Linked DNA regions of Mus musculus: all the other regions are linked to region 2. Evidence: chromatin loops called from intact Hi-C (ENCODE). Cell type or tissue: left cerebral cortex. All regions are shown on one strand. Each heading gives the region's core, and the rest is flanking DNA. Links, peaks and the distances in the headings are about the cores only.

Evidence for each region. A loop is a pair of places that touch in the nucleus more often than their neighbours do. Peaks named below come from ENCODE experiments on the same cell type or tissue, not always from the same donor. Only the 100,000 strongest peaks of a DNase experiment are listed, where the experiment ranks them.
Region 1: it touches region 2 in a loop (2.7-fold over the local background); 3 of 42 quality-filtered maps call a loop at or near these places.
Region 3: it touches region 2 in a loop (2.7-fold over the local background); 3 of 42 quality-filtered maps call a loop at or near these places.

The regions. Positions count from the first base shown.
Region 1 is chr2:67,650,926-67,658,244 of GRCm38, forward strand. The region is part of intron 1 of B3galt1 (UDP-Gal:betaGlcNAc beta 1,3-galactosyltransferase, polypeptide 1); the gene reads left to right. Among named protein-coding and RNA genes, the nearest start is that of Mir7224, 21 kb to the right of the region's middle. In left cerebral cortex, for the core only: no CTCF peak of the experiment used is centred there; DNase peaks (open chromatin) are centred at 4,017 and 5,518; H3K27ac peaks cover 1,552 bases.
Region 2 is chr2:67,560,777-67,568,095 of GRCm38, forward strand. It overlaps B3galt1 (UDP-Gal:betaGlcNAc beta 1,3-galactosyltransferase, polypeptide 1), which reads left to right and starts at 4,913. Exons shown (of 6, transcript NM_001379327.1): 1 at 4,913-5,258. In left cerebral cortex, for the core only: a CTCF peak has its summit at 4,476; DNase peaks (open chromatin) are centred at 4,491, 4,925, 5,379 and 6,084; H3K4me3 peaks cover 2,650 bases; H3K27ac peaks cover 2,563 bases.
Region 3 is chr2:67,810,660-67,817,978 of GRCm38, forward strand. The region is part of intron 2 of B3galt1 (UDP-Gal:betaGlcNAc beta 1,3-galactosyltransferase, polypeptide 1); the gene reads left to right. Among named protein-coding and RNA genes, the nearest start is that of Mir6335, 33 kb to the left of the region's middle. In left cerebral cortex, for the core only: no CTCF peak of the experiment used is centred there; a DNase peak (open chromatin) is centred at 3,334.

The DNA.
Region 1 (7,319 bases), core at 1,039-6,038, 90 kb after region 2:
AACAAATGGTACCATAATATCTTATTGAGTGTGTTCCCCAATTTTCTGGGCTCAGTCAAGAAACATGCATTTCATCCCAGAAGTATCAGTGTTTCTTATTGTTGTGTTAGAATTGGATAGATCACACCATGCCAGTACAGTTCCATAGGAGAGGTTTACTGTGGGGGAAAAGGGCAAAGGGAGGAGATGAAGACAAAGGGGGACAGGAAGAATGACGGTCAGGAGGTCAGCCTTTTATTTGGGCTGTGATGTAACCTCTCCCAGGTAAAGGTGGGAGGTGGACCAGTTGGATCCTGGGAATATATGGCGACTGCCATGGCAACAGATGTGCGGGTCCCTGTTAACTATGTGTGATGTCACTGTCATCCCTGGATTCAGAGATGACCAGTGACCATTAAGCTGGTTCCTGACTTAAACCCACTTCCTGACGCCAACACTTACAGTGTAGAACATTGTAAATGCTGAATAATTTCCCTGAACCCACTGTTGCCAAGCCATTCAGCCTTACTTAGTGTTCGCTTCAGCGCCTTGTTTAGTGGTAGTGGGCCAAGCACCACACAGTTGTTTCTAGTATGAATTTGCTGTCAAAGTGTATTATTGTATTTCAGCCTTTTCCTAATAGAGCTTCCCCCAGATTCCAAGTTTTGTGATTAAAGTTTTATACTTTCTGCCTAAAAATTTACTGTGCATTTTAAAACATAGTAAAATATTAACTTTCAGACTTTCTACAGTAGATTTTGTACTATCAAAGTGCAAAAACCTGCATATATATATATATATATATATATATATATATATATATATATATATACATACATACAGCCTTACTTAATGTTTGCTACAGGGCCTTGTTTAGTGGTAGTGTGCCAAGCAATGTGTGTGTGTGTGTGTGTGTGTGTGTGTGTGTGTGTGTGTGTGTGTGTGTACATTAAGGTTAGACATTAAGGCATAGCCAGTGCTAGAATCAGAATGGGCTTGTGTTAACAGTACCAGATCCTTCAGTAACCAGCTATTTGAACTAGAGCAAATGTTTCCATTTTACTTTTGAAATGATGGCAATAAAAGCTGATCCCTTTATGGATAGGATGTGGAGTTCAAAAGCTATAAAAGTGACACTGTTAACTATTAGTGAAATAGTGCTGTCCATCTATTCTGGTTCCTTGAAGATTAGAGCCTGCTAGGGAGCATCCTCCCTCAGAGTGCAGGGCAGATGCATGCTGGATAAGCCTGGCTGATTGACACTGTATTTTTTCCTGGAGAGGTTGGCACAGCAGGAGCGGAATACTGGGTGCTCTCTGGATGCTCCGGTGATGCTTCGGGATGCCTGTGCAGCTTCACTTTTAAACTCTTAACTTTCAAAACCTTTTCCTCTGTGGCATATACTCACTCCTTCACACACTTTATGCGTTTACTATTTAATAAGAAGAAATCATTATCCTGCCGGCTGTTCATTCTACAGACCTCTGAATTTCCATTGTCTCTAGACACATGGCACCTTGTCACCAGATTCCTCCAAAATGTTTGTCATGTTAATTTACCCACTCCTTTCTATCCTGAAGTCACTAGAAAGGAAATCCACACTTTTACTTAAAACCTTCCAAGGCTGGTTGATTGACAAGAGCTTTGTGGTTGTGAAGGGTTGGAATGCTACAGACATGGAACCAAATTTACTCTATTTGATCTTATTAACAAACATCCATGGCCCAACTCTGTGTCTGATCTGGCATCACTTTGAGACTCAATTACAAATTGGGGAGATGTATTGACCACTAGCTTCTAGCAACACAAAGCTAAGAGTGTGTACCTGAAACCTTTAGCTCAGATTTCTCTGCTTTCCTGAAACTACCTACCCGATGTTTCTAACAATGTATTTGAAAATATATAGCCTCCTTTATTTATGACTTCTCTTTTGTTCTGTAACTATACATACTTAATGTCATCATTTCCACGTTGGAGCTTGTTATTCCAAGTAATCCCATGTCAATGAGAATTCCTAGGAGCAAAGGTTGTCTCCAAACATTGCTTGACTAATTAGAATTGCAGGGATTGGGGCGGGGCATTGGGATGTTGAAGGTTGGGGGCTATCATCTTATCTCAGGCTATGTTTAGCAGCACCCCCACCAAGTAGTCACCCCCCCCATGTCGGAACATCCTAGGACAGATAGCTCCCTTTTAAGAGTGTTAGGAGATCACTAACTTTTACCAACCCCAAAGTAGAAAAATGTTATCAGATATCATCAGAAGCCTATAGGAGCTTGTCCCCTATCTTGCTACAAATCCCTGTCCAGTGTTTCCACCAATGTACTTGAAAAGTGTCATGATTTATGTTTCTTTCCTATAAAGATGTTAGGAGACTGCTTTCATGGAAGTTAGAGGAGCCTAAATCTGGATGCTTGTGCCATAGTCACTCATATTTGTCTTGAAAATAAGCTGTCTTATATTCATTTTGAGGTATAGCTGTAGATTTTTTTATTTGTTTGTTTGCTTCGTGAGACCTGAATCCTTGGTCTCCAGAGCCATGGTTACTCCTCGATAGCTAAAACAACACCCTACTTGTTTGCATCATCAATTCCTCTGCACATCTCGATGCACTGTAGGTACCTTAACCTCGGCTCAGGATCCTCCCTAAGCACCTGGCCTTTCCTGTCCCGGGATTCATACTCTCATCTCTGCTCATGCCTGTTTGATATTTTGTTGTTATGGTAACTATTGTTCATGGATAAAACCTTGATTACTGCATCCAGCACTGCTCCAAAGATTGGCCTGACTGAGATGGCAGAGAAGTGAAGAATAGACAAAGACAGATACACGGAATGAACAGACACAGGGGCTTGGAAAAGCTGAGATAAGATGGGCTGGGCTCTCTGAAAGAAAGCTTCAGCATCCTGGAAGCTCTAGGTATTTATTAGATACAATTGAACAGAGAGGTGGGGCTATGGCATACATCTGAACAAAGAGGCAGGCATAGCCAATCTCAGTAGGAACAGTCTCTGTTGGGGAGCAGTATTTAGATTTAGACTTGGGGTAGGAGAAGATAGCTAAAGCAGACTTTTTTTTTTTTTTTTTGGACTGACTATCAATACCCACACAAGGACCAGGAAAAAAAGGCTTTGCCATTTCCTTAATCCTAGTCCAGGGAAAGTTTGGCCAGTTTCCCATGGGTCAGAGGCATTGGGCTTTTTGTTTGTTTGTTTGTTTGTTTGGTTGGTTGGTTTTTTTTTTTTTTTTTTTTTTTTTTTTTGGCTATGTCCATGTCAGCAGTACACATTCACGCTGCCTAGACTTCATCTCACCAAAGTTTGTAGGCTAACATCTTAGATTTCTCTAACATGTTCCAAAATCTCCTGGAAGGGACTGATCCTTTGCATTTTGTGTTTCCAGCTCTGTGGCCTTCCAGATCATCAGCAGTGTCGTCAGTATCCTCTTCCACCACAATGCCACCAACTCCCTCAATGCTGAGAATCAGTCATCTGAAGCCCAGTGATGCTTCAGAGGAAGAAGTAGAATAAAATTAGTTATTTCCTAACCATTTAGTATTTCTTACCTTTCTGCCGCTCTTGAGCCAAATAATCTCTTATACATTGCCACCACCTTCCCTTTGAGAGATCACCAGAGATGTGATCTTTCTTGCTATGAGTTGGTAAATATATACTGAGTTGACTATATCATATTGAGACCTGTAACGTCAGGTCTGTGGTAGAAAGACCAGTGTTACAATGAGAGGAGCAATAACTAACATCTATTCATAGCTTTTGAATCAGGGAACTAAGGGCTAAAGGCTTGTAGAGCTTCCAAAAGTCATATTACAAAAGAAATAACAAAATTGGGCTTTGAAATAAAACACCACAAATTCAGAGATGCTGCTGTGTTCTTACACAGCTTTCCCTTAACCAACCTAGTTATACTAAGAAAGTCTTTGAAGTCTATCCAAGACAAGCCCTTGGTGGCCATAGAATTCCACAACACAGCTCAAACCCAGGAGGATGTCTGCTTATAAGCTCTATTGATGCATCTCCCCATTTTCCACGGACAAACCCAGTAAGAAGTAGAAGTATTTATAAACTTCCATGTATGTTTATGGAACACACTCTAAGCAAAGCAAATGGTGCTCGGATCCTTTGATCTTCTCTATTTTTCCCTGTCTCCTCTGTCATGCTGTTTGCAGTGGGGAAGTGAAAACAAGTTGATTCTCTACCCCAAGCCTTTAGTGGCTTTGCTAATTGATGGAGACTACAACTGAAGTCTGCGCCCAGTGGGGATTCTGGTTATTGGGTTCTCCAGAGGGAATCTAGCACAGTGCTTCCTCTATAGATGCTAATGAAGTTCACCTAAGTTCAGGAGCTCCCCGGGGTGCCTGAGCAGGCCATTTTGTGCATCACTGCACTGCTCATACTGTCTGAAGAAAATAGGGTGAAAATGAAATTCTGTCTCTTAAACCTAGCTTATTAGATCACTGCAGAGGCCGATGGTGGGTTGACTATCTCTTATCTGAAATGCTTTGGATCTAAAGATATTTATTTACATTGTGGATAGTTTTGGGTCTTGGAATGTCTGAGTCATAATAAAGTGATTTTGGGCTGGGAGCCAAGTTTAAACATAAAATTGTTTTATTTTATATGTGCCATATATACATAGATTTAAAGTAATTTTATTGAACACAATTACTTTGCCTGCATTCTGTCTATGAGACCAGGCATCGAAATTTCTTCTGTGTCAAGTGAGTATTTAAATTTCAGATTTGGAGGCACTTTGGATTTTCATCCAGGGCAGGTTGAGCCAGTACTAGTTTTATATTGAGAAATGAAGTAGAAGACTGGGGAGTGAAACATAAAGCAATGTACACCAACACAGCCAATCTCCCTTTCCTAGGGATCTGGTTCTGCACACACCTAGTACTGCCAGGTCTTAAAAGCTTTCCAAATAATTCTGACGTCCCAAACTGGTTTAAAAATGGGAACGACAGTCTCAAATTATGCAACTCTCTCCATATATAGTCACCATCTAATGATAAAGTTTGAGACAGAATCTTCTGTTGGCATGCCCATTCCGCGTTCCTGAGGCTTAGGGTGTATCAAAGAGGAGCTGGACTCTAACTGGGAAGGGGCTTACTGCTGGCAATAGAACAAAATCCTTAGTTATTTTTACAGTAATTTTCAAAGAATATCATATTTTCATTCTTTTTGGAAACTATAATTACATCTTTCCTCTTTTCCTTGCCTCTCTTCAGACAGTCTCATGTATACCCTCTACCCCAGTGTCTAGTATCTTTTACGTTCATGACCTCTTTTGTTTGAAAACTGGATTTTAAAATATAACCTTCCCTTTTCCTAATTAAAATTTGCACTAATTGTAAAATAGATGAAAGAGGCGTCAGGATGGATGAACAGGGCTGTATACATGCTTTCTCGATCCTATAGTCCTCTACTAGATTATCTGGGCGCTCCAGAGGGTACAGTTGTAACTACTGTTTGACTGTCATTTATCAGTCCTTTCACTTATGAACGGGAGGTTAAATGGAATGACATCACTGGCCCCTGAAAAAGCCCTGTTAGAACAGGAGTCCTCACAGCTAGTGGGATGCACTTTACTTTAATGTATTTATTTGCTTCTGCCAAGAGAGGGCATTAAAAGATGCAGTGGGAAGCCACTGTCTCCATTAACATTTGAACAACAATATGCTGTTCCTAAACTTAGATGTATAATCACTCACATAAATGGAACCATACATGTAAAATTAAATTAGCTTTATTATGCCATTAAAGGAACCATTTGATTTTGTCAGTTGGGAAAAATCTTATAAAATCGGATGTTGAATTAATTAAGTAGAGTAATATAATGAAACTTCAGTGTGTGAAATCTGATCTGGATAAGGCCCTGTAGAGGAGGCAATGTGCTAGCTTACATGAAATCTCAGAGATTCTCTAATAAACATCTAATGGGAAAACACAGGTTGTAAGGTATTTTATTCCTTATACCATTGAAAGACTAATCCACATGACAAAAAGAATAATAAAATTTGAGGGATAAAGAGGTACCTCAGTTGGTAAAGTGCCTGTTGAGCAAGCTAGGAGGAACTAAACCCTCCCCGGCACCCACCGAAAGTATTAAAATGCGTATTTTTTTCAGCTGATAGAATTTAGATAATGCATTTGAAACTTGTTTTTTTTTTTTTTTTTTCATGACAGCATTGAAGGATATTTGAAAAGAAAATATGTCACTTAATGGGATAGAATTTATTATAGCACTAGTGGCATTTCCTAAAGAGCAAAACTTGAATAAAAAAGATAAAATAAATATTGAATATTTTTAAATAGCAGGTGGCATTGGGCAGAGAAACAGTTTTCCTGTCAGTAGCATTCGTTTTTAAAAAGGCACATTCTATTTGGAGCAGACCTTTGGAGGCATTCTAAAATGAAATCCTGCATTTATTGAAGGATGTAAAATAATGAGATTATATAGCTCTCACAAAATGAACCAAGGATGATGAGTGGTGCCGCCAAACACACCGACAAGGATGGTGTCTGCTTTACCTGGTAGGAAGACGTTTGCCTTGAAATCTATGGAAGGATTCTGTGCAGTCTGGGAGAAGGCTCTATCTCCAAATCACCAAGTGAGGTAAAAATAGCAAGCTGTTTGGTTAAGACAGCCAGCCATCTGTTCTACGGCATCAGAAGTTGGGAGACTGAGGCTGACTCCAGGGAGGCTCCTTGGGCTCATAAGTGTTAGTAAAATGGCTGCATTACAACTCATAGTCTCCTGGGTCTTCTTAAGTTTCTCAATCATTTCAGCTTGTTCAGACTTGAAGGAGATTGTTATAAATTCTCCATTCCAAGCAGGATTCTGTGCCCAGTCCAGAGAGACAACAAAGAAAAAACCACTCTGTAGCTATAATTTTCATTATCAGGTGGGAAAATGAAGCAACAACAACAACAATAGCAACAAACTGCCAAGTTTGGGCTTCTCTTTGGTCAATGAAGTCAAAACCCTCAGTGTCCAGAATGTATGTTAGGTACTCATCAGGTATTTAATGTACAGCCCCATTTGAGAACTTCTGCTCTACAATAGAAGGAGTGGTGCTTTCTGAGACCCTAGTAGAGGGGTCCTCTGCTAAAAGCCCACTGTAACATTTGGCAAATCTGACTTCAACCCATTTTACTGAAGGGTATGGAGTTCTTGACCCCTGGGGGAAAATGCATCAATTCCTTTTGTGCACAAAATGATTTCCTAGAGTATAAGTGATCATTTTTATCTTTTTTAAAATTTGGAAGACATATTTCCAAGAATATGTCAGGTTTTTGGCTGGCAGGAAGAAGTCACAA
Region 2 (7,319 bases), core at 1,423-6,422:
CTTATTTTGTATAAACTCCAAATGGGCAAAATCGTAAGAATGCATGCTAATCGTTATAGTGGGCTAAATTTGTAAGAACATTGATCTCCCTCTTCCCAGCAACCTCATGTAATGTTTATACGTTCATCTATTCTTGATAAAACAGATATTGGACTCCCAGTACTGTGCTAGGCACTTAAAGTACATTTCATTACAATAATATAGAAGCAATTAGCCTTTTAAAAATTAACATTTCAGTGTCCTATGCTTTAACTAGTCCCTAATGAAAGTGTTGATTAGTGAGGTCATAAAGAACAGGTGCATAAATACCTTGAAAACTTGTCATTACTTGTCTCTTTCTTATATCCCACTGATCACCTCTCCCTCCTCTCTCTCTCTCTCTCTCTCTCTCTCTCTCTCTCTCTCTCTCTCTCACACACACACACACACACACACTTTCCTTCCATTTTCCCATTTCGGTTTGGACCAATGTAATGTGCGTCTTCTCTTCAGTGGTCAAAGCAAAATAATAATAATAAATTAACTAAAGAAGAGTGTGTTAGAAGAGATTTAATTCTCTTAGTCAATCAAGTAACATTTTTAACTACATTTTATTTAACCGGCCTGTGTACACACTGTGTGTATGTGTGTGTGTGTGCCTGCATGTGTGTGACATGGCACATGAGTCTAGGTCAGAGGACAACTTAAGTCAGGTCTCTCTTTCTACCATATGGATCCAAGAGATTGATGGCAGGTTGTCAGATGTGGTGGCAGGTGTCTTTGCCTGCTGAGACTTTTCGTCAGCCGCAAATAGCTGCTTTTCGAATCATCAAAATTGAACGGCATAATCTAATAGTGTAAAGGGATATCTTTGCTTAAATTTTAGTAGTAGCTTTACTTCCATAAAATTAACAAATACTCATTAAAAGTCTAATATTATTAATAGCAGCACCGTTAAAGACCATCAATAATTCAAGACTTTAAGAGATCTTATATTAATTCAAATCAATTATATAGTGTACATGACTCTACCCGCATTTCAGAGTATTGAATCTAAAATAACTTAACTGTTGCCCAATATACAAGAAACATCTTTCTTGTCTTAGTTTTTTCTTTACATTCTTTGAGGAACATATATATGGCTTTCATCCCAACAACCCTAGTATCTTCCTCTAGCCCAGCTGTATGTTCTTATGTCAGAATTTACAACCCAATTTGATACGGTCCATTTTCCACTGTTCCAACACCTATTTCTAAAAATGGTTTAGTAATCATTTTATAATCTGAAGTAATGTCAATTGTTCTAAGCATTTTTAGCTTTAAATATGAGGGTCTTTATGCTTGGCAGCATGTAATTAATTATATTGATTGGGGAAAATAAGTTCATGAAAAGAATAATTTTTCAAAGATAATGAAACAAGTGTTATCCTTTATAATGATGGAGACGTGAAAGGCTCAGATGCTAATTGTACTGAATATGTCACAGGGAAGAAAGTACAGGAAAAATCCTGCCAGTAACATCAGCACAGAAAGCATAGTGTACTTGATAACCAACCTATCAGAGCTTTGGCAAAAAGAGCCTCTTCAGAACTCAGTACAATAATGTGCCGAAATAGATATTTCCCACCCATGAGGAACAGCTACAGTGAGAATTAAATTACTTCACATTTGAGAGAGGGTAATGTCATTATTAAATCCATGTTCTCTACCTTTTCACAATGGCCTTTCCCAGAAACCTTTCATAACTTGTAGCCCTAATTACAAGTTAAGCTTCAAATCCGAGAGAGGCAGCCACAAGTTTGATTTGTTTTTAATCTCTATTTTAAGATAAGGATTGCTGAGTGGGGGTTTAATGACTGCCCTGAGATTATTCATACTGACAGAGTCAGGGGTAGAAGTGGACAGATTTCTCTCCTTGTTTAGTTTCTTGCTTTCATTCCAACTGACCCTGATAGATTGGCTGCATTAATTAATATATAATTTCTTGACGTACTTTTTGATTACGTGAATCTTTATCCCTTTAAATAAAAAGAAACACCTTCCTTTAATAACAGGGAGAAAAAAATCAGACATATGTAATTAGGAACTAAAAACAAACAAATTGCCCTAAAACAGTTTTCATTTAAATATAAACAATTCATTAAAAATCAAAAAACATTGGCCTTTCTATGCCTCCTATGCTGGTTCTCATAGAAGTGCAGAGAATTCTAGCACCAAACACACAGTATTTTTAGCTGTGTAGAATGTTATCTTTTCTTTTTCTTCTTTATCCTTAAAATAAAAAGGCTTCCTCGATCTTAAATTTTTCACAATTCTTCCTGTCAAGTGTTAATTCTGAATTCTTGTTTTATTCCAAGCTAAATGCAGAAAGCACTAATGATAGATATTAGTGTTATGTACACCTGGCTGTTGATTCTCTTTAAGCCTTTCATTTGTTCAGAATTACTTGATTGACTTATTCACTAATACTATGCTATGCAAAACTTATACAGGGCTAGAAGATACAAAATATGAGATAACACACAAACTGTAAAATCACATATTTGGTAAGATATAAAGTACTTATAAAAATTACATGGGCTGTCTGTACATTTCTGCTTGCAAGGTCCTAAATCACCTACCTCTTTCTATCACCAAAAATCCCTTTAAAAAAATTGAGGTTCTCTTCAATCTTACCTTTTTGTTAGAGATTTTTCTAAATGGTAACTGCTTTTGTAACAAATGCACTTTTGTACTTTTAATTTTCTGTGTTCATGTGTGGGGTTGTGGGTGTGGAAGTGTACCCTAGAGAGGATGAGTTCTCTCCTAACACGTGGGTCTCTGGGTTGAGATGGGATGGTCAGGCTTAGAGGTATGCGATTTTCCTTCTGCGCTTTCTCACCAGCTTCTTATTGCTTTTGGACTTTCTAACTTTAAGATCTGTTTATTTTTTCAGAGATTAACTCTTCCCTCCACATTTTTGAATATATTACACGTTTACTTTTCTTTCCTGAGCTTCCTTCTTACATGGTTTGTTCCTTGGATAGTCTGTGAAGATACTGTTTTTTTTTTTTTATGCAATAGGAACACATATATGTACTTCTCTCTCTCTCTCTCTCTCTCTATATATATATATATGTGTGTATGTGTGTATACATGTATATATATGTATGTGTTTATACACACACACACACACACACACACACACACACATATATATATATATATATATATATATATATATATATATATATATATATATTTTAAACGAGAAGCCATGTCAAGACCGTCATATTAAAAAGAAACCAAAGGAATAGGGTCTACATGTCAGCTTTTAACTGTAAAGAAATGGGATTACTGTCAGCACAGCCAGTTTGGAAAGGGATGGCCTAGCAAGATGGGTCAACTGGCTGAAGAGGAGGAAGGCACAGAAAACAGCAAAGGTCTGAATATTCTCTATACTGAAAACGTGGTAATAGTAGGCAAGTCTGTTGCGTAGTGAGCATCTTCTTTTTCTAAATGGTAACAAGTCCAAGAAGTTTGTGCATGGCTTGTTCTGGAAATCAAATAATAATTCTCACTCTGTCTGTCTGTCTGTCTGTCTGTCTGTCTGTCTCTCTCTCTCTCTCTCTCTCTCTCTCTCTCCCTCTTTCTTCTCTCTTATTTTTCTCCCTTCCCTCCCTCTCTCCCTCCCTCTCTTCCTTTCTAAAAAGGTAAATGAAGAAAAGAGTGGTGTTGATTGCAAAAACAATCGAGCCCCTTAATAACTAGCAACATGAATAACAGCATAGAAATAAAAAGAAAGGATCATACCGAGTAACAAAGTCATTTTTATCAGAAAATGATGTAGCTATGATTTTTTTCTTTTAAAAACACTCACAAAAAGCATTGTGAGGTGACTTTTACTGTCTCCATTGGAGAACAAGGGTCATTTGGAGACTGTCCCTTTCTTCTACAAGCCTTTGTGTAAACAGTTTTAATTTTGTTTTCCTTGTTTCTAGAAATTAAGTGCGGAAGCTTTTAAGTAGTCCTCTGGGCTGTTTTGATGGCGATTTTGGCATAACTGCACTGGAAAATTAAAATACTCTACAAGGAAAGATTATTAGTGTTTGAGGGAAAGATTAGGACAGGCAAGAAAGGTTTCTGTTTCCGTTTCCTATCAAACATTGTCACTTAATGTTCAGTCACATTCGCACACGAACTCTTAAAGCAAAACCTCTTGGATCAGTTAGGCTTGATGCTCTCCATATGAGTAAATAAAACCAACGTGCAAGGGCTAGGTAATTAACTAGCCTGCTCACACAGTCACTGTTTGGTTTCCTTTGGTTTTGTTTGGTTATTTTCCCGTAGTGGTTGTTCTGCGGGGTTGACGTTTCTATGGAGAGCAAACATGAAAGGTCCACTCTGCAAGGAACTTTGAAAAACGTTCCTCAATGTATCTCCTTCCTTGGACATCTCCAGGCTGATCACTAGTGGAGGTACCACTTTTCAGCTGCCAAACCTAGAAGGACGGGGGCGCTGTCTGGTGACTTTGCTTGCTTCCTTCAAGGCGGCGACCACCTCCAGGGATTCGCTCTCCAGTAGCGCCGCTTCTACTCGGGTCCCAAGACCTCTGCATAGTGATGCCAGGACACTGAACCTCCGTGCCAAGGCTCTGGGGACAGTTACCCGGGAGTGTCGGGTCATGCCAAGATGCTCTTCGAGGGTAGACAAAAAGCGCCCGGGGTCCACATTTGTGGGCCGGGCTTCTTCCCTGTGTCTTGGGCTTGGGCTTCGGGGCCCAAGTCCCCCACCCGTCGCCCCAGCCCTGCCTCCCCCTCCATCCCACACCCCAGCAGCATCCTCTCCCGGAAACAAGCCTGCTGAGCAAAGGCGGAGGCAAACCTTGGGCCTTCCGCTCTGATTGGTCTCCCCCCGCCGCGCGGGGCGAGGCGGCGATTGGCTGCCGGGCGTTGTCAGTCGCCGAGGCCAGAACCGTCGCCGGGGAAGCGCAACCCGGCTCCGGTGCTCCGGCTGCCGCCGCGGCTGCTCGGCTGGTGCAGCTGAGCGAGCCCGCGCGGGCGCCGCTGCCGCCTCCGCCGCCGTCCACCGCGCGCTGCCAGCACCGCGGGGCTTGCAGGAGGCCGCCGGGAGGGGCGGGCGCGCGAGCTGAGCACGAGGAGGCGGAGGCGGGGGAGAAGTGATGCTGGCGCCAGGGATCCGGGCAGCGGCAGCGGAGAATAAGCATCTTCGGGACCCCGGCTGCAGCGTCCCTGTGGCCCGCGGGCCAGCAGAACGGCCAGAGACGGCGCGTCCCGCGGGTAAGGTGCGGCTCTCCAGACCGCCTTGTAATCTTGGGGTGCTTACAAGCTCCTAGTGGCCGGAGCATCCGGACAAGGATGTTTGGGACCTAGACAGCGAGTTCTGCTGCCTGGCCAGGCTGATGCTCGCGCCGGTGCGGCTTCAGCTCCTGCCTTCTGGCTTAGGCAGTGACAGACTTTGACAGCGCGTGGATGGCATTGTGTGTGAGAGAGTGTGGGTATGAGTGTGCGCGCGCACACGCACGAGGTTTGGGGCACTTTGAAAGGAGAGGAGTAGGTCCCCTTTATGTAGACTGATGTCCTTCAAGGATCCGGGCTGGAATGAACAGGATGTTTTGAGCGCGCTGGGACGGAGAACTCGGTGCATTGAAAAGTCTCCTCTGGCATAGAAGGAGCCGGGCAAATTGAACTTTATTGCCTTAATGAAAAGGAGCCCTTGGGTCTAGCGCGCTGGGGGAGAAGCGCATTCACCGAGGCTCCCCAAAGTCTCACTTTACGCCAGGGACTTTGGAGCAGAAAGTAATGGTTGATCAGCCTTGCTGAAGCAAAGAGAAGTTGATAAGGGGCGAGGGCCAGAGGCTAGGCTTGGGGACTGGCCACTTATAGGTGGCAGAAACCCCGCGTGGGAGGCTCAGTTCACTTTTCAGGAGCGCAGATTTGGGGTGAAATGAATTCCACTCCAGAGGACTACGCCTTTGAGCTAAGGTGGTCGCAACTGGACAAATGGGCAGAGGTGGAGTGGTGCTAGTGCGGACATTGGAGGAATGTCCTGGAGCAGGCACTTCCTCCCTCGCAGCCCTGACAGGTGTGTCATCGTGTTTGGGACTGGTGTGTCCTGGGACAGATACTGGGAGAGCGGCTGCGCAGTCAGAAACTTCAAGCCTGCTGGGGTCTGGGCTACCAGACTTGGAACACGTTAATTCAAAGGGAACCAGGTTTTTATATCCAGCTTCTTCCAGGACATATGCTGATTTTTGTTTTTGTTCTTTTTGTTTTTCTTACATGTTCCGTTTTGTAAAGCCATTTCAAGTTCCACTTACACTGCAACCTTTCCGCAGAAGACCAATTATGCTCTGCTATTTCTGAGTAGTGCTCTCAGGCTGAGTCTAGAGCTCGCTGCTCAGGACAGTGATTCCCCCATCCCTGTATAGGACGCACAAACTTAACGTTAGAGACTTTTCTCTGGGATCTATTGTCTCCGTAAGGATCTCTCCTTTCGAAACTTCATGAGATATTTCAGCACCAAGGCACTTTCCCCTCTCTGGCTCAGCCCGGGAAAGACTGTGACCAGAGATGGGATTGCAGGAAGCTGTAGAGGTGGGGAGGGCAGCTCCCCTGCCTGGCAGGGTTGGGAAAACCAAAAACTGGCTCAACACAGGGATCTGGGATCTTGAACTGCCTACACCAATTTCCCTGTTTGAAGCTGGGTTATCTGTTGGGGAATCTAATGGGGATTCTGTTGTCCGACCACTGGACAAATTTCATAGACCACCACCACCACAACAACAATAACAACATGCCAGAGTGAGAAACAGCTTTGCTTGGGCTCCTTTCTGGTTTGCTTGAATAGTGAAAACGAAAGTATGGCACCCCAGAGGAATAGTGTGGGCAGCAAGGAGGGATCTGTGCAAAACCCCCATCTTTGTAGTTTGCAAAACCTAGCTATGTTATTCTAAAAAGAGATGAGCAACTTCCAATAAAGAGGTAGCGGTGTTAATTTTATTTCTGAAGCTTTATTAGAAATTGCTACTGAATATTTGTTTTTAACAGTCATGATTTCTGGCTCCAAAGCCTCTTTTTCTGATATATTTATAAGGTGTATGTTGTTAGATTTGTAGTCAAGATTCACCTGCCTCCAGATGATTTTTTTTAATTATAACAACTTTTAAATTATTACAACATTCAGGACTTTATGGATGTTATTAACATACTAAATGGTTACTTTTAGTTTGTGGGAATTTTTTTTTTACACAAATCTGTGAGCTGACAAAAATATGTCTTTGTCCATGATGGCTTAGTATGAAGGTACTAAGTTTAAAATGTGGTACACATTATTGATAA
Region 3 (7,319 bases), core at 841-5,840, 250 kb after region 2:
AGCTCCAGTTAAAGCAATAGTCTGACTTTTTTTTTTTTACAATATTTTATATCTCTGAAATTGCATGGATCTGACCTGTAGTACTATGAAAAGGCCAAGCCCTCGGTTATCAGAAAAAAAAATTCTTTAAAACTATATTTGAAAATACATGGTCAGGATAAAATAACATGGAGGGGAAAATGAGAAGAAAAGGCAAATTTGTACCAGGGTCACAGAATTTTGGAAGTGATTATTAAAACTAATATTCCACATGTGATGTAATCTCCTTAACTGGATAGCGTGGGATCTTTGTGAAGTCCTGGGATTTGCTAATGGAGTCAAATAGATATCTAAAACAAATACTAAATCTAGACTCCACACTACTACTCTCTAGAAGTAGCAGAGAATGCTAAAGTCTGGATAGGATGGAAGAAAGTGGATTAAGAAGTAAGGAACAGGACTTCCTAAGCTATTCTGAGGGGCCCATATATCCTTTCCAAAAACGGATATATGGAAAATGTATTGGCCGTTTCGAGGTGGGACAAAATTACATTTAAACAAAACAAATCCCGGTTTCTCCTCTTCAGATAATCGTAAACACATTTTGAATATTGGAATCATGAGTCACTGAGTCATCTCCACTCAGTGGAGATTCTAGTAGATCATATCCTTTCTGAATAAAACAATCTCTGGGAAATGCATTTTTAACATTTCTTTAATGATTCCTAGGTTCACATACTCCAGGCTGCCTTTTACAAGGAATGTTGACCTTTCCCCTGCAAAGGTTTTAAATGCATCTCCATTGCTTAGGCAGAAGAAACTGTGGGTTCATTAAGTTAATATTAGAACAGTGTCTTCAGTGATTTAAAAATTGGATTTTGAAACTTTAAAAAAGTAAGAAACATAATTATTCTGCAAAACTATGGATAGTAACACTTGATTTTTTTTTTCAAAAATATGTTCAGATGAATGTAATCCTTTTGATGTAAATATAGGAATGGTCCTCTATTAGGCACACAGTTGTTATTCATTTTACATAATGCAAGGCCTTCTCAAGGATGTGTGTTAATCTCCCTGAACCATTTGAAAAAAGATGTGATTCTTAAAGTTTTGAATTTTAAGTAATCTAAAAGTGTAGTGAAATGATTATTAAATTGAATTTTAAATGTATTTATTGATATTTTGATATTTGGTTAAGGCTTTATTATACTTTTATTTTGTTTTCAAATTAATAAATTCACTTTTTAAAGCAAGTTAAGATGTTTGGCACAGTGACTTCTCATGTATCTTCCACTCCCTAATGACAAATCTCTCATCAATATCCTCACCACTACATGCTCTCCCATAGCCCTTAGTCTGGACTTGAAATCTGTATAGGAGTTTTGCATTATGTAGGTATAGACAAATATAAAAAGATATAGCCTATTATTAAGGCATCATACAATTTCATGTTATTACCCTGAAAATATTCTGAGTTATCCCCTTTTGTATCAGCACCCGAAACCCAAGCCTTGGGAAGCTTTGGCACTTTAAAGAGAGTCACAAAGCATCATACAGTCTAAAAAAATTAAGATCAGTTTCTCATATTAATATACATTTATTTGAATATCTTCTAAAACTTTTCATGGCTTGGATCTCATTTTACCTTAACATCAAATAATAATTTACTACTTTTATTTGGACCTTCTTGGCTGCCCCCAAGTTCTGATAAGTGTGAGTAATTCTGCTATAAACATTCACATGTAAATTTTGTGTGGACATAAGTTTTCAATTTTGTTATGAACATGACATCATTAGAAAGCAAAGGGTATGTATGTGCTTCATTTCTATCTAGTGGCAAAAGGTTGAGTTTCTTGCCATTCACTATGAGAGTAACAGTCAGATTTTATAGTCTTTTGTCCTATTTATTTAGTTACTGAGAGAGAGAGAGAGAGAGAGAGAGAGAGAGAGAGAGAGAGAACAAAGCTTTGTGTTATGTGTCTATGTGTGGGGAGGCCAGAGGTCATTCTCAGATACTGTTACACAGGACACACAGGAGCTATTCACCATCTGGGTTGTGAGAGGGTCTCTAACTGGCTTGAAACTCTCAAATTAGGTTTTATTGTTAAGAAAGCAAGTGCCAGAGACCCACGTATGCCACCTCCTCAGTACTGAAATTATAAGAACATATAAGAGGCCTGACTCAATCCTCGTTCTTGTATAGTAAGAACATCACCAACTGAGAAATGGCTCCAACCATGGTATCATTCTTAAGTGGAAGAAATTTCTCTCTACTCTACTTTATTAGGAGTTTGTGTGTTCATTTGTTGGTCTGTTCGCTGTTTCTCTGTTTACTTGTTCATTTGTTTTTATAGAGAGGTATTAAATCTTATCATGTGTTGTAGTTCATTTTCTTTTCTCCCTTTGTGTTGTGAGGCACATGTGGGTTTTATTGTGGTTTTGGTTTGTGTTTTTTTTTTTTTTCTTTGTTTGTTTGTCCTTTTCACCCTGACAATTTCCTGGAGTACATTTATTGATTTTGGAGTCTTAAACAAGCATAAATTCCTAGGACAAACCCTATTTGGTTTCATTATAATTCATTTACTGTATCATTGGACAGTGTAAGAGACAGTGGTCTGTGGATTTCTCTATTTATTTACATTGCACTTGGCTTGTTTTCAAGCAGCAGGGATACTGACTTCTGTTTCTGTATCCAGAAAGAGATTGTGAAAGATGAAAATAATTTGTTGTTAAATATTTGATAGAAATTCTTGATGAACTTGGGTAGCCATTGTCTTTTCTAATTTTGAAGAGCATTAATTATAGATCTGATTTTCTAACTGGATGGATTTTTATGTTTTTTATGGGAGTTTTGTCCAATTGTGTCATTTTAAAAGTTCGTCCATTGTATAAAGATTAACAGGTCTGTGGACCTAAGTAAGATTTTCATGGTGTCAGAATGTTTCAAAAAAGCTGTTAAAAGTTTTTCAAGCACATGAGTTTATATGTTATTTGTTTCTAAGTTATTTTAGTGGATAAATAAAAAGCTTTATAATTTCAATTCAGTAGAATATATATTAAGAACAGAGATATTTTGGATTTTCATTATATCTCCAGCTGTCCCTCTTAGAAGTCAGATAAATGAGTACAAAATTGCATACCAATATTCAAAATATAAATAAAGATTTTTATCAGTCTTCTCAAAACAAAGAATTTTATCATATCATAAACTGAGCTGGTTAAATGCGCTCGGAGCTTCCTGGATATGCTCAGTGCGTATTGTCATCATTACGTATCGTACCAGAGTCCTGCAGTTCAATTGTTGAACAGATTTGGCCTCCTCGGCATAGATTTCGTCACTTTTCATACATAATTCCATCCCTCACAGTAACTTACTTTTAAAACTATTTTGAAAACCTGTGAAGTTACATAATTCTCATCCCAGTAAAGAGAAACATTGTATCTTCTATACATTTCTCCCAAATGTCACACCTGAAAGAACTCTACCATGTGGCTGAAGGGGACTTAGGACATTGAACAACCTATCAAGACTTCAACAGAAAACACAAAGTTCCTTGTATCAACTTGTCTTGCATCTGCCCTCAATGAATGTCTCTACATTCACACTAAAAGGTCGTTTTATGTATGTTACTAGGTAGGGTAGGACTCTCCTGTAAGTCAGATATGAGTTTCTCCAGTCCATGTATTTTGACACATGACAGGGACACAAAATGTCTAGAAAGGGCATCTCTCTTTTATTAAATGTCACCATGACAGCAAGATGTTTGCTAGGTCTGAAGAGGGCAGACTATGTGAAATCTGTGCTTCTAATTCAAAAGCAATGTAAGAAGGCAGAGCTTCCATTTTATGAGAGAAGAAGAGAAATCTCTCCTGAAGCCAATCCAGAGCCCTTTAGACAGAGGCATGAGGCAGAGCACATTCCAGAAACATGTACCTCTGTCAGATGTCTGAATTATGTGTCAAGACATGGATTACGTGTCAATTTATACAAGATTTATTTAACCTGGAATTTTCAAAGACCAGGAGTAACTAACCTTTCAAATCAACCAGAATAATTATGGCTCCTGTTCCTGTCCTGAATTTTAAAAAAGTTTACATATTAAATATTCATTGTCAGCATGGTTTCACCAAAACATATAATTCCAGAGGATTGATAGTAATTAACCCACTGCTTGTGATTTATATATACACTTCAAGTTATATAATACTATAGAGTAGAGAGGGAAATAGAGAAGGAAGAATCCAGAATCAGAGTAGAAAACACACAACTTATGAGGAAAACAACAAAACTACTCTATAATTCCTGGGCAGTAAAATAGTCAGTAAGAAGAAAGCGTGTCCTTTATAGTAAGGCAAGTTTAAGCAGGACAGAACAGAAGTCATGGCCATTACCTATTTTGGCTGTCAAAAGTCAATAATGAGTGTTAGTGTAGTTACTACAAATAGAAGTAAAACATAAAAAAAAAATTAAAATGGAAGTTGTTCTACATAGAGTACTAGTAAGTATAGTAAGTTATGTAACATATGAATACATTAAAATTTTTCTGAATATGCAGCTTCACTATGGAATTTTCCTGTCTTTGGTCTTTAAAGTGGTTGACAATTTCATCTGTATAGGAAGACTCATTCAGAATTTTCTTTGTTGTTTTTGTTTTGTTTTGTTTTGTTTTCAGCTTTGGGTCACAGAGAAAAAACAGTACTCTCATTTCCTTAATTTATTGAAAAATTCCTTTTTAGTTTGTTAACCTTTCCAAGATCTATCAATATTAGCATAATAAATGAAATAAAACTTTTTTTTAGCAATCTTTCCCCCACCAAACACCTGAAATTCATGAATATTTAAATGATGCCCATGAGACTGCTTATCTAGTGAAAATCTGCCCACTAAGATCACTGTCTCCACTTTACAATGTTTATATCTTTAGAATTTGAGCTGGTGTTATTGGGTTATCACTTGGTAGTTGGGCTGGCTTGGATTTTGATGAATATAATAAATAGTTTTAGTTCTACAGTCACTTTGTAGTTGTCAAAAGAACCTCATAATGACTTTTGAAGTGTCACAGAGAAAACAGAGACCTTCTGGGTCTGGCATAGATGCTGCTGGTATATAAGTAACAAGGAAAGAAAACACCACTTGCTCTGTTAATTAGAAATAAAATTAGAAGGTAAATAAAATCTTGATGTTTCCTCACTCCAATTCAACGAGACACTGATGAATTGAGGCATCTCAATGTCTCCTCTTATTTTCTCCCAAGCTCCGGCTCCCTGCATTCCTTCTTCCTGTGCAGTGCCACACTGCATGCTATATAGGATGGTGATCGATGAGTCAGAGGCATACCCACTAAGGAAAAGCAGGTGTGAAATATAACAGGGAAATATTTCTCATGTGTACAGACACAGATTAATCCTGAATGTAATTTCAGCAGAAAATTAAAGGCCTCTTTATTAACTAAGAAAATGTACCACTCATATTTACGGAAATATTATCTGACTGTTACTTGACTTTGCCAGAAATATACTTTCTGTTTCTACTAAGTGAACTGAAACATGAAAATGTACAAACTTCTAAAAAAAATTATTTTAAAGGACTATCGAATTTTGTTTGACACTCAAGTTGACAGGCAGTGTGATTAATTGCTATCCATAACTTCAGATTCGTTCCAGTGGTTATCCCTTGTCAGTGCCAATTAATAGCTCAACAAAAATCTCATTCATTCCAGAATATTAAAGAGTGATGGCTTGTGGGAATTGTGCTAAACTAGCACTTTCAATTAGAATTTGAGTTTTATGGGGTACTGAATAATAGTTTATGAGTTTATAATAGTAAGTGCCAGTGAGTTATTGTTAAATTGTAATTACTATAATTACACATGTTTATCTAGAGAATTTTAATTGGCATTGTCTTCATGTTTAAAAATAGCCTATTATACTTAATTGTTCACATAATGTATAGGTTCTGAACTTCATTATAACAGGGAATCAGGTACAAAATAACATGTTACAGTAATTTATCTGAACTGTACAGAACTTATGGGATTGGCTTACGGTGCTCGGGGCTATGTGGACTTTATAAGTAGACAGTCTAGAAAGGTAGAGCTCGAAGCATAAACCCCTGTGCATAGTCTGGACGCCATGTTCCAGTGTTGTTTTTCTATTGTATAAATAATTCACTCTATGAATTTATAAAGACATCAATATATAAAACAAAATGGAACGGGATACAGCTTTCTAACTGAGGAGATTGAAATTCAAACTATGCTGCGACTGCAGAAGCATGGCATCTGTTGGCAGAATTACTTGGCTTATATAATTTACTTTCTGTCAATCCTAAAAAAAAGGAAGACATGAAAAGATATATGCATATCTTTATTTCAAATTCAATGCCATGAAACCTAAGCTTCGCCATTCATAAGGAAAGCAATCTGCAGGGTCATTTAAGAATTTAAATAACATCTTCAAAAACTAGTTGAAAAATCCATTAATCCACTCCTAAATTTAAAATTCAAAGGGAAATCTGATTACACTTATTAATCCTAAATAATCAGAATAAACTGAAGCCTTCTAAACCACAGCCCAATTCTTCCTCCTTCGCATTGCTGTACTGGCTGCATTCAATTGAGATGAAAAACGAGAACACTGGGATCAAATTGAAAGAACATTGAAAGAGGGTCTGATTGTTTGGGAAATGTGCAGGTTGTTCTGTAGATGTGGTGGATAATGAAGTAACTGTTTAACTAAGTAGTCAAACAGATAAACCCAGTACGCCAGAAACCGCAACCTCCCTTTATCTGGTTTGTTGTTTGCATTCACTGCCAAAGTTTTCCCCTGATGTGGCACATTGGGCTTGAGTTACACCCTTTCTTGGTTTATGATGTTGTTTCTTTCATGAATAAATTAAAAACATTTACCAGCGTTAAGTGAGGGAAATGGAAGATGAAAACATAGAAACAGAAGGGTCTTAGCGTCCTTATTCTAAGTGAACTTCTTCCATAAATGTTGTTTGAGACTCTATTAGTTATTCTAACTTAAATGATGCCTCATGTATAAGTAAGAGTTGTTAAAATGTGTTTCTCTTAACAACCTCCACTTGTTTACATTATTTTATCGTTTATGATAAAGTGCCTTATTAAATGGTCTGCACTCTGGTTACGAATCCTGTTTTGCATATTGTCTGTCTGATCTATGACGATGATGGTATTTTATTTTCTCTTCAGTTTCTTGATCAGTAAAATGGGAAGCAAATGGATATCCCATTGCAGTGATTGAAGGATTAAGTAATGCATGAAAATACGCAAACAAGGATGTGAACCCTGTGATGACTAAATCAAAACTTACTAGTG